2 separate regions of the Homo sapiens genome follow, and region 1 is linked to region 2. The links are chromatin contacts, found by Hi-C or POLR2A ChIA-PET in ENCODE. All regions are on one chromosome and are shown on one strand. The core of a region is the stretch at or near the end of the contact, and the rest is flanking DNA. Distances in the headings are between cores, read along the strand shown.

Evidence for each region. A loop is a pair of places that touch in the nucleus more often than their neighbours do. ChIA-PET counts read pairs that join two places held with the same protein, here RNA polymerase II (POLR2A). Pooled maps may share reads with other maps.
Region 1: a pooled map shows a loop between it and region 2 (9-fold over the local background). The contact joins two enhancer-like sites. A Hi-C loop is called at or near these places in 3 of 50 pooled maps. POLR2A ChIA-PET finds 5 or more read pairs at or near these places in 3 of 52 experiments (CD8-positive, alpha-beta T cell, WTC11 and activated B cell).

What each region holds. Positions count from the first base shown.
Region 1 is chr1:212,183,289-212,189,027 of GRCh38, reverse strand. No RefSeq gene overlaps it. Among named protein-coding and RNA genes, the nearest start is that of LINC02608, 99 kb to the left of the region's middle. RefSeq lists enhancers at 2,017-2,076, 2,127-2,176, 2,127-2,421. Within about 2 kb of position 2,252, at least 4 of the 41 ENCODE cell types and tissues checked have a DNase peak (open chromatin) inside an H3K27ac peak, as active enhancers do.
Region 2 is chr1:211,693,359-211,698,738 of GRCh38, reverse strand. No RefSeq gene overlaps it. Among named protein-coding and RNA genes, the nearest start is that of NEK2-DT, 20 kb to the right of the region's middle. RefSeq lists an enhancer at 2,981-3,480. Within about 2 kb of position 3,083, at least 3 of the 41 ENCODE cell types and tissues checked have a DNase peak (open chromatin) inside an H3K27ac peak, as active enhancers do.

The DNA.
Region 1 (5,739 bases), core at 1,003-3,502, 490 kb before region 2:
AGGATGTGTTTGATAATTTAATTACTCCCATGGATAAAGTACCAATAGAACTTAGTACGCACTTAAAGTTACACAAAAACAATATATGTGCAACACAAATTTGAATGTAACACCAATGCCTACATGGAGAATTCTTTAGCACAACCAGGTGAGTCTCACAGCCTTTGGCCCTATAAGTTATCATGTTCTTCCCCTTCTTGCACCCTCTGACCCCTTCCTGTATGTGGTTCACCCTGCATGACTCACTGAGCAGGTACTGACATTTCTAGTAGTCTTCTTTTTTCCTTCTGCAGATCCTTACAAACGCATTTCTTACTTTTTTTTTTTTTGAGACGAAGTCTCACTCTGTTGCCTCAGCTGGCGTGCAGTGGCATGATCTCAGCTCACTGGAACCTCCACCTCCCATGTTCAAGCAATTCTCCATCCTCAGCCTCCAGAGTAGCTGGGATTATAGGTGTGCGCCACCATGCCCAGCTAATTTTTGCATTTTTCGTAGAGACAGAGTTCCACCATGTTGGCCAGGCTGGTCTCGAACTCCTGACCTCAGATGATCTGCCCGACTCGGCCTCCCAAAGTGCTGGGCCTATAGGTGTGAGTCACTGCGCCCGGCCGCATTTCTTATACTTATTCATCATTTACTATGCTCTTTTCTCTCATATGCTTCACCGTACTCACAGCACGTTAGTCCCGGCACTTTCCGCAACAGACTTGTTACTTTTCCAGGCCCTTTTGCCCTCAGCCCTGAAGCCCACTGGGCCCGGCTGGTGCTGGTGCTGCTTCTCTGGCAGCTGCTGCCTCCTGTCTCTGAGCTCCCTGATACTGGAAAGAACCCTCCCAAGGCTTCCTTCTGGCATGTGGAGGCATCTTCAGCCAATTCCATGTGGCAAGTGAATCTATTTATACCTTTTGGAAACCTCATCATTTGGGCAGGAAGTGACCAACTTCCTGGCAAAGAACTCCCAAGAACATCTTCCCAAAGGGAAAAGAGAGAAAACATATCTCTGACGTACATGTATGGTTTCCTCACTTTTAACTGGTCCTGCCCCAGCCCAGCGGTGCGCCTCCAGGCTGAAGAGCCTCTGCTAGGGACAGAAGCCCACCCTGGCTCAAGGACTTAGATGCAGCAGGTGTTTAGTCAGCCTTGATTGAATTGAGTTGAATTTCTTGTGGCTGGAAAACTGTTTCCTATTTATTTTCTTCTCCTGCCAATCCTTTCACAGGGCACTGTCAAATATTGGCCAATGCGGCTGGGTGCAGTGGCTCACACCTGTAATTCCAACACTTTGGAAGGCCGAGATGGGCAGATCACAAGGTCAGGAGATCGAGACCATCCTGGCTAACACGGTTAAACCCTGTCTCTACTAAAAATACTAAAGATCACCTTTTGAGGGCCGGGAGCAGTGGCTCACGCCTGTAATCTTAGCACTTTGGGAGGCTGAGGCGGGTAGATCATCTGAGGTCAGGAGTTTGAGACCAGCCTGGCCAACACGGTGAAACCCCGTCTCCCCATCTCTACTAAAAATACAAAAATTAGCTGGGCATGGTGGCAGGCCACCTGTAATCCCAGCTACCTGGGAGGTTGAAGCAGGAGAATCACTTGAACCCGGGAGGCGGAGGTTGCAGTGAGCTGAGATTGTGCCACTGCACTCCAGCCTGGGTGACAAGAGTGGGACTTCATCTCAAAAAAAAAAAATCACTTTTTGCTACAACTGAGGATTCAGTGTATGTCAGAATACTCACTGCTGACTCAAGGGGTTCACATTATGGGTACAGAGAGCGACGTAAACTTTCTTCTAGATAGAGGAGGAAATAATATGACATGGAGCCAGCACCCACCACCCCCACCCTAAACAAATCAACAAAAAAACTCCTGTGTTGACTGGAACACATGAGAACTTTGTCTCTAGAGTATGTAAGAGATGGCTTTAGGGGTCTATAAACAGGCCGTTTCTAGATGGTGATGTATTATAGAAGGACCGAAAACTGGTGCTGCCTCTATGAGTGCTGTAAATGCTGTGAGAACTTAATATTTTGGCAATGACTGCAGGTGAAATTACTGCTTACTTTGGTATCATTTTCAGTTTTACAATACATATTTTTTCAAATCTGCTACACCAAATTCTAATAGTCAAAGATGTGCCTCCAACACGAAAAGAAAAAAAAAAGATTAAGAACCACCACACTACTACCTTACAGGACTCAGCAGGACTAGCCCCAGGGACGAAACTGAAACAGGAGAGTTGGTCTCCAGAGAATACTTCCTTCTTCCTGCTACGACCTTCTTGCCTACTGTTGCTGGCTTCATCTCAACAATGCAGAAAGCTTACTGTTCAACCATTCTTTCTCCCAGGGTTAACGGTTTCAAGGTACAGTCCTGCTAATGTTAATGTGATTGGCCCTCCCTCACATTTAATGTTAATGTGATTGGCCCTCCCTCACATTTAATGTTAATGTGATTGGCCCTCCCTCACATTCACTGTACATTTTCATGATGGTTCTCTGGTGCTTGTTGGGGTAGACACTGACAGGTGAGGAAACCTTTGTGTGGGAAGCACTTCTGCACAGTTAAGGCCTCGGGACCCTCCTATTTTATCCTGGCGGGCTGGCTTTTTTCTCTATGCAAGTGGTGCTCACTACTGCTATTGGTCTGATGGACTGACCCGTTGACTGAATTTCTGGGTGACAAACGAAGGTCCAAGGTTGATTTTTTATTTTATTTTGAGACAGAGTCTCACTCTGTCACCCAGACTAGAGTAGCACAATCTCGGTTCACTGCAACCTCTGCCTCCTGGGCCCAAGCAATCCTCCTACCTCAGCCTTTCCAGTAGCTGGGACCACAGGTGTGTGCCACCATGCCTTCATTTTTTTTTTTTTTTTTAAATAAAGGCAAGGTCTCACTATGTTGCTGAGGCTGGTCTCAAACTCCTGGGCTCAAGCGATCCTCTTGCCTCAGCCTCCTAAAGTGCTGAGATTACAGGTGTGAGACACTGTGCCTGGCCAGTTTTCTTTATATTTACTCTGCTTGGAGATTATTGAGCTTCTTGTATGCGTGAGTTTATGGTTTTCATCAATTTGGGGAAATTTTCAGCCATTATTTTTTCAAAAAAAATTTCTTATTCCCCTCTTCTGGGACTTAAATTCCATGTTAAACTGCTTAATATTGTCTCTCAGGTAACTGAAGCTCACTCTCTTTACCTCTCTCTCTTTATTTTTTGTTTCTTTAGTTGTTTTTCTCTAGACAGTTTCTATTGCTATGTTTTCAATTTATTGATCTTTTCTTTTGCATCGTCCAATTTGTTCTTAATCCCATGCAGTATACTTTCCATTTCAAATGTATTTTTCATCTCTAGGAGTTTCGTTTGGATCTTTTTTGTATCTTCAGTTTATCCTTTCATTGTGTTCATGTTTTCTATCTATTTTTATTTTCTTTTTTGAGACAGAGTCTCTATCGCTCAGGCTGGAGTGCAGTGGTGGTGTCTCAGCTCACTGCAACCTCCGCCTCCGGGGTTCAAGCAATTCTCATGCCTCGGCCTTCCAAGTAGCTGGGATTACAGGTGCATGCCACCACGCCCAGCTAATTTTTGTATTTTTAATAGAGTCGGGACTTCACTGTATTGGCCAGTCTGGTCCCGAACTCCTGGCTTCAAGTGATCCACCCGCCTCTGCCTCCTGACCTCAAGTGATCCACCCGCCTCTGCCTCCTGACCTCAAGTGATCCACCCGCCTCTGCCTCCCGACCTCAAGTGATCCACCCGCCTCTGCCTCCTGACCTCAAGTGATCCACCCGCCTCTGCCTCCCAAAGTGCTGGGATTACAGTCGTGAGCCACCACACCTGGCTCAGGTTTTCTATCTTCCTCAGCATGTGAAGCATGCTTATAGTAGTTGTTTTTAAGGTTCTTATCTGCTAATTTCATCATCTCTGCCACTTCTGGGTCTGTTTTTACTGACTGACTTTTCTCCTAGTTATGGGTACTATTTTCCTATTGTGATGCATGCTTGGCAAGCTTCGACTGGTCGCTGGATATTGTGAATTTTACCTTGTTGGATACTAGATTTTGTTGTAATCCTTTAAATAATGCTCTACTTTGTTCAGTTAAGTTACTTAGATTTAATCTGATCCCTTCAAGGCTTGCTTTTAAGCTTTGTTAGGGTGGGTCCAGAGCAACAGGTAGTCTAGGGCTTATTTAGCCCCACCACCATGACCATACCCTTCTGTGGACTCTACTTAATGCTCTGTGTGTGATGAGGTCTTTCCACTCTGCCTAATGGGAACTGAATTCCGTGACCTTCAGGAATTTGGGGTGTTCTTGCTTTCTTTCTTTCTTTCTTTTTTTTTTCTGAGACGGAGTCACTGTCGCCCAGGCTGGAGTCAGTGGCGCGATCTCGGCGCACTACAACCTCCGCCTCCCAGGTTCAAGCGATTCTCCTGCCTCAGCCTCCTGAGTAGCTGGGACTACAGGCGCATGGCAACACGCCTGGCTAATTTTTGTATTTTTAGTAGAGACGAGGTTTCACCATATCGGCCAGGCTTGTCTCAAACTCCTGATCTCGTGATCTGCCCACTTCGCCTCCCAAAGTGCTGGGATTACAGGTGTGAGCCACCGCGCCCGGCCCGATGTCCTTGCTTTCTATTGCATGTATGTTTGTTTTACGCAGTTTCATGTTGTTTTCTCTCCTACATGCACAGATCAGTACCCAGTCAAATTATCAACCTGCAGATCTCTGGAGCTCTCTTGCAGGGCAGGTTCCTCCTCCCTGATATGTTGCCTCTCAAATTCTCGCCATCTCAGCATTCCTAAACTTCAGTCTCTCAACTCAGTGAGAGCACGAGGCTGTGCTTGGGTTCCTCTTCCCCACACTGCAGCCAGGAAACTGCCTGTAGCCAGTTAAACTGAAGCAATCATAGGACTGACCTTGGTTTTCCCCTCCCTTCTTTCAGGGACACAATCCTGTGCTAACTAACCAAATCCTGAAACTGTTGTGTCGTATAGTTTGTTCAGATTTTTAGTAGTTTCAGGTAAGAAAGTGAATCCCTGGCTGGGTGCTGTGGTTCACGCCTGTAATCCCAATACTTTGGGAGGCCAAGGCGGGTGGATCACCTGAGGTCAGGAGTTTGAGACCAGCCTGGCCAACATGGTGAAACCTCGTCTCTACTAAAAATACAAAAAATTAGCTGGGCGTGGTGGTGAGCACCTGTAATCCCAGTTACTAGGGAGGCTGAGGCGGGAGAATTGCTTGAACCTAGGAGGCAGAGGTTGCAGTGAGCCGAGATGGAGCCATCGTACTCCAGCCTGGGCAACAAGAGAGAAACTTCATCCATCTCAAAAAAAAAAAAAAAAAGTAAATCCCTGGAGTCTATTATTTCATCGTGGCGAGGAACAGAAGTTCTCTCAACACAGATCTAATTATGTAACACATGACATTTTACATCATGATCTTTTCACTTAAGTGTAGATTTTGGTTATTTTTCCATTGTATTACACAGTTGTAGTAGACATTATTTTAAACTATGTACTCATTCATTATCTTATTAAACAACTATCTACTGAGTGTCTTCTATGCTCCAGGCACTGGATAAAGCAGTAAAACAACAACAAGGACAAACCCAAATAAAAACAAAACAAAACAAAACAAAAACCCAGGTAAGCTCACACTGTCATGGAGCTTTTACTCTAGTAGCAGGAAGATGGGAAAAAGGTAAGTAAACAGATAAATGAGCAAACCTTACAGCGATAAGT
Region 2 (5,380 bases), core at 1,834-4,333:
AAAAAAGAGCGTGCGGGTCCAGGTAGGTGAGCGGCGGCGCTGTCCCTTCAGCTCCAGGAGGGAGAGGGCGCCCCCACCTGGTTACAGGCAGCATGGCAGCGAGAGGCCAGGGCTGAACGCGGCGCAGGATCCTCTCCTGGTGGCCTTGTCCCTGGGTGCCCCTCAGAACCACCCGGGGACATCCCCAAATTACAGAAACCTGGACCCTCACCACAGACCCTGAATCAGGAAGTATGAGGTGTGCCCCAGGCATTTTAAAACAACAACAACAAGCTCTATAGAGCTTCTGATAAACACCCAAGTTGAGAACTGCAGGGTATTAAGATCAGAAATGAGGTGTCAAAAATAACTTCTAGCTAACAATAGTTAAGGTGCCAACACCTGTGAATCATTTGTCATTATATGCAAATTAGAGGCCCGTGGCAGTGGCTCACGCCTGTAATCCCAGCACTCTGGGAGGCTGAGGCAGGAGGATCACTTGAGCTCTGGAGCTTGAGACCAGTCTGGGCAACATGGTGAGACCCCGTCGCTACTAAAAATAAAAGCGAATTAGCCAGGCCTAGCAACGAGTGCCTGTAGTCCCAGCTACTGGAGAGGCTGAGGTGGGAGGATTGCTTGAGCCTGGAGGTCAAGGCTGCAGTGAGCTGTGATTGCTCCACAGCACTCCAGCCTAGGCAACACTGAGATCTTGTCTCAAAAAAAAAAAATTTCATATATATATATATATATATATATACACACACATATAAAAAATATAATGTATATATATAATATAATGTGTATATATAGAGATACACACACACACATATATATATATGTATGTATAATTAGAGCAGATATGAGGCCATTCCTCTCTTTCCCTTGCATTCTCAGAGAGAAAAGGCCTGTGTGGGGGCTCTGCTGGGTGCCCTACATGCCTGCAGCCCTCCTGAGCCTTGTTGGAGACTATCACTGATCTCTGCCCCAGTTAGGATGGTTTCAAATTGGTCTAGTCTAGTGCTTTACTGGCTTCCCAAAAGCTTTGGGCTAAGTTCAAATGGGGGACTCCCCTGGAAGTGTGCCTCAAAAGCAGATGTCATCCACACTGTGTTTCTCAGCAGGAAGTCTCCCCACCAGCACAGCTGTTCTCCACTGTGACAAGCATAGGAGCCCCCAGGGACTGTGCTGAAGAGCAGATTCTGATGAGCAGGGCCGGGTGGGGCCTGAGAGTCTGCATGTCTAATAAGCTCCCAGGGGACACCTTGTTGCTCTCCAAGGACCACATGTGAGGGTCTACACCACTTACTGACAATACTGCTCTAGCTATGACCAGCTGGAAAGGCTTCTGAAGAGGAGCTTCATAGCTAAGCTGACCAACCCTCTTGGTTTTCTTGGGGCTGAGAGGTTTGCCCAGACTTGAAACCTGGGATGGTCCCAGGGAGACCAGAATTCTTGGTTACCCTGTGCACAGCTGTGGCCCAATACAATTAGTTTAGGTAAAGCCTTGACATAGACGCCTGAGAAAGGCTCAAGAATGCTTACAAAGAAACAAACAAGGCATTGTAAATCAATCTAGTGTAGAAAAAATACTCTTAAAGCACCGAGGGAAGGTAGATTAAATTCAAGGTCATCATGAAACTGAGCTTCTTGAGAGCTGAGTTCTGAGTGGGATGGGATAGAAAAGGGATTAGGGAATGATCTAGGTTGGGATGAAGGAAAGGGCTCCCATTGCTATACATGCCCGCTTTGGTTAGCGCTGATTTCATGAAAAGCCAGGTTCATCTGAGTTGTCAGAACCTACAAATCATATTCAAGTGTGTGCTGTCATATTTGTATTAAATTCCTGTATCTATATATTTTAGGTCACTTTCTCTCCCCAAAAGCCATGGCAGTTAACCTGGCCCTAAACCTAAGTTGCCCTGGCCTCCCTGCCCAGGTGCCTTCTAGAGAATGTCACATAATGCAGTGGTTTAATGGACTTCCCTGGTGACCACAGCCCTGGTCTGGATGTGGTCCTGTCTGCCCTGCCATGTGCCATGTGACCTAGGTAGAAAGGGAGTCAGTGTCTACCTGTCTGTGCCTGTCCTCCTGCCCTTACAGGGATGGCTGAGGCATGAGGGCTCTGACAGCCCTGGAGACACACAGAACCTCACCAATATGGAAGAGTCTGGGAAAACCTTGGGGCCACCCTGAGAAGGCACTTCACAACAAAGACTGCACACAGTACTTTTTGGAGGGCAGCCATATTCTGGCCTATGGGTTTGGTTCCTAGAACTCGAAGTATGTGGGTTTCCTGAGTGTGTAAAATCCTGAGAGATGGTAATAAACCACACCCTTTGGGATGAGGTACAGAGAGCCTTCATATTTATAAAATATATGAGGCCAGGCATGGTGGCTCACACCTGTAATCCCAGCACTCTGAGAGGCCAAGGTAGAAGCATTGCTTGAGCTCACGAGTTTGAGTCCAGCCTGGGCAACATAACGAGAGCCTGCCTCTACAAAAATAAAATAAAATAAAAAGTTAGCTGGGCATGGTGGTGTGTGCCTGTGATCACAATTATTCAGGAGGCTGAAGTGGGAGGATTGCTTGAGTATAGGAGTTTGAGGCTGCAGTGAACTATGATTGCACCATTGCACTCCAGCCTGGGCAACAGAGTGAGACCGTGTCTCAATTAAAAAAAAAATATATATATATATATATATATGTATGCATGTATATGTGTGTGTATATATATATATATACATATGTATGTATGTATGTATGTGTGTGTGTGTATATGTATATATGTATATATACCGCTTTATTTCTTTAGCAGTGGTTAAGATTTGAACTTTGGAATCAGGCAGAACTGTAGGTCCAGCTCTGGCATTTTCTCACCCTCTAGAGCCTGGGTTTCCTCATCTGTAAAATAGAGATGGTAACAGTGCCTCCTCTTCGGGGCCTCTGGGCCTTGGCCGTCACACAATGCTCCTCCAAGAGCAGCTATGTTATCACTACTCTTATCTCACAGACAGCTGGAGGAGGGTCACGGGGGCAGCGGGCGCTCTGCAGGAGGCCTCCTTTAAGGGCAGTTGTCATTAGCACGCTGTTAGCAATGGGAAGCTCCAAGATGCTGCCAAACCACTTGAAAAGATGTGTTAGAAATCCCCATTTGGTAAAGAACAAAATTCTCAGTTCACAGAGCTTAGTCAATGCTTTTGTTGTCATTGTTGTTAATAAATGCTTTATTTTTGAAGAGTTTTAGATTTATAGAAAAGCTATAAAGATAGTACAGAGTTCCCATTTCTCACAGGGGTCCTGCACTGGCTCCCTGCTGGGGCGGGCTTGCAGTAGTCCAGTGGTTCAGTTTTGGTCTGGCTTCCTTTTTTCTGTGGTGACTGTCTAGCCCACAAGCTGAGTTATGGAGATGCTGCAGCTTTTCTGTTTGTAAAAATGACCTTGATCCCCGCCTACACTCGTTTCCTCTGTGTGCACAAACACACATGTGCACAGGCCCACCCACAGCATGCGGTCATGCAGTGTGAGGAGCACACCCACTGAGCTAGGCTCAGGTGACCCCTGACTGCTACCCCTTGCAGACCCAAGGTCGATCAGAGCCCCTGCAGAGGAAGCACTGTTACCATCTCGTGGCTTCTGGATGGTCCAGAGGGGGCTTTCTTGGAGATAAGTGAGCCAGACCTCCAAGAATCTGTAGGGTGGGTGGGCACATTTGGGTGTTCTCTTTTGCAGATGAGAAGTATTCATGGTGGCCTGAGGCTTGAGGCTTAAACACTATGAGCCTCAGTTTCCTTTTTTGGAAAATGGGAATAAACCAATGCTTCAGTCCTGGGAATGTGGTGAAGAGTGAAGGAGAAGCATGAGTAGCACCGGGCCTGGCACGGATGAGTGCGGTGCTTTTATCATTCCAGCTGTGTGGACCACACCAGCCACACCAGGTGGACATGTGGCCTCAGCTCACCAGATTCTCCTGCCCTCTGCCTCTGCCCAGGGTGGAGGGGAGTGAAGGCAGTGCCACAGCCCGGTACAGACCTGAATCATTGTATGCTTGACAGGCTCCAAGGCCTCCTTAAGTTAGGTCTTCACTCTGTGTACCATGACATTCCTCCAGAAAAACAAAAGTGCAAAGAACATCTTCTAATTTAAAACATGTTTTATGGTCGGGCTTGGCGGCTTATGCTGTAGCAGGATGAGCCGCAGACAAAAGTCCTCAAACTCTGAATTAAAGAAGGAAGGGGTTTATTCGGCCGGGGGCATTGGCAAGACTCCTGTCTCAAGAGCCGAGCTCCCCGAGTGAGCAATTTCTGTCCCTTTTAAGGGCTCACAACTCTAAGGGGGTGCACATGAGAGGGGCATGATTGATTGAGCAAGTGGGGGGTACGTGTCTGGGGGCTGCATGCACCGGTAATTACATCGGAACAAAACAGGATAGGGATTTTCACAGTGCTTTTCTATCCAATGTCTGTAATCTATAGATAACATAACCAATTAGGTCAGGGGTCGATTTTTAACTACCAGGCCCAGGGTGTGGCGCCGGGCTGCCTGCTTGTGGATTTCATTTCTGTCTTTTAGTTTTTACTTTTTCTTTCTTTGGAGGCAGAAATTGGGCATAAGACAATATGAGCGGTGGTCTCCTCCCTTATTCCCCCCCTTTGAGAATCTCACTCAATAGTGGGAGTTCTCACTTTCATTTTTACTTCCCATGTCTTCTTGCAAGACAGATCGATAGTGATTCACATAGTACATTGTGCTGAAGCATTTTGGTGAACTAAGGTAGTGATGAAGCTTTTTATCATTTGAAGAAGTACAGGTAGCAAACAAGGGAGCAGTAAGCAGGTTCCTATTACTATTATAACTCTTATTATAAGAGTTTTAAATCCTCTTAGTGCTGGGAACCATTTTCCAAACATGGCCCCAGGATCAAATCTATGCCACACTTGTACGGGCACATGTGCCAGTTTTGTCATATCTCTAACTATGTCTTCAACTACTTACCCTTGATTATCTATGTGTAGGCAGCAATTAGTAAGGTTAAATTTCCTGCAGACCTCTCCTTCAGCTGTAGTCGAGAGCTGATCTATTTTGATAGATAGCATTTCTCATCTGAGTTTCTTGCCAGGCCAGAATAGTCAAGGCTCTGCTGGTTTTACTAGTGATTATTTTTAAGACAGCTTGTAACCGTATGATTCGGTTGATCATGTAAATGGGGGTCCGGTATCCTCACGAGCTGTCTTGTGCCTAAGTAGCAGGCCTATAATATTGTATGATTCTCTCAGGGGGCCATTTATCATTTTTTCAATTTCCTATAGCTATGCTTCTCTTTTCGCGGGAAGCATAGACAGGGAAGCCCAGGAGTTCGCCTGTTTTTGTGGGCAGTAGGAAGAAAGATGGTTTAATAGTGCT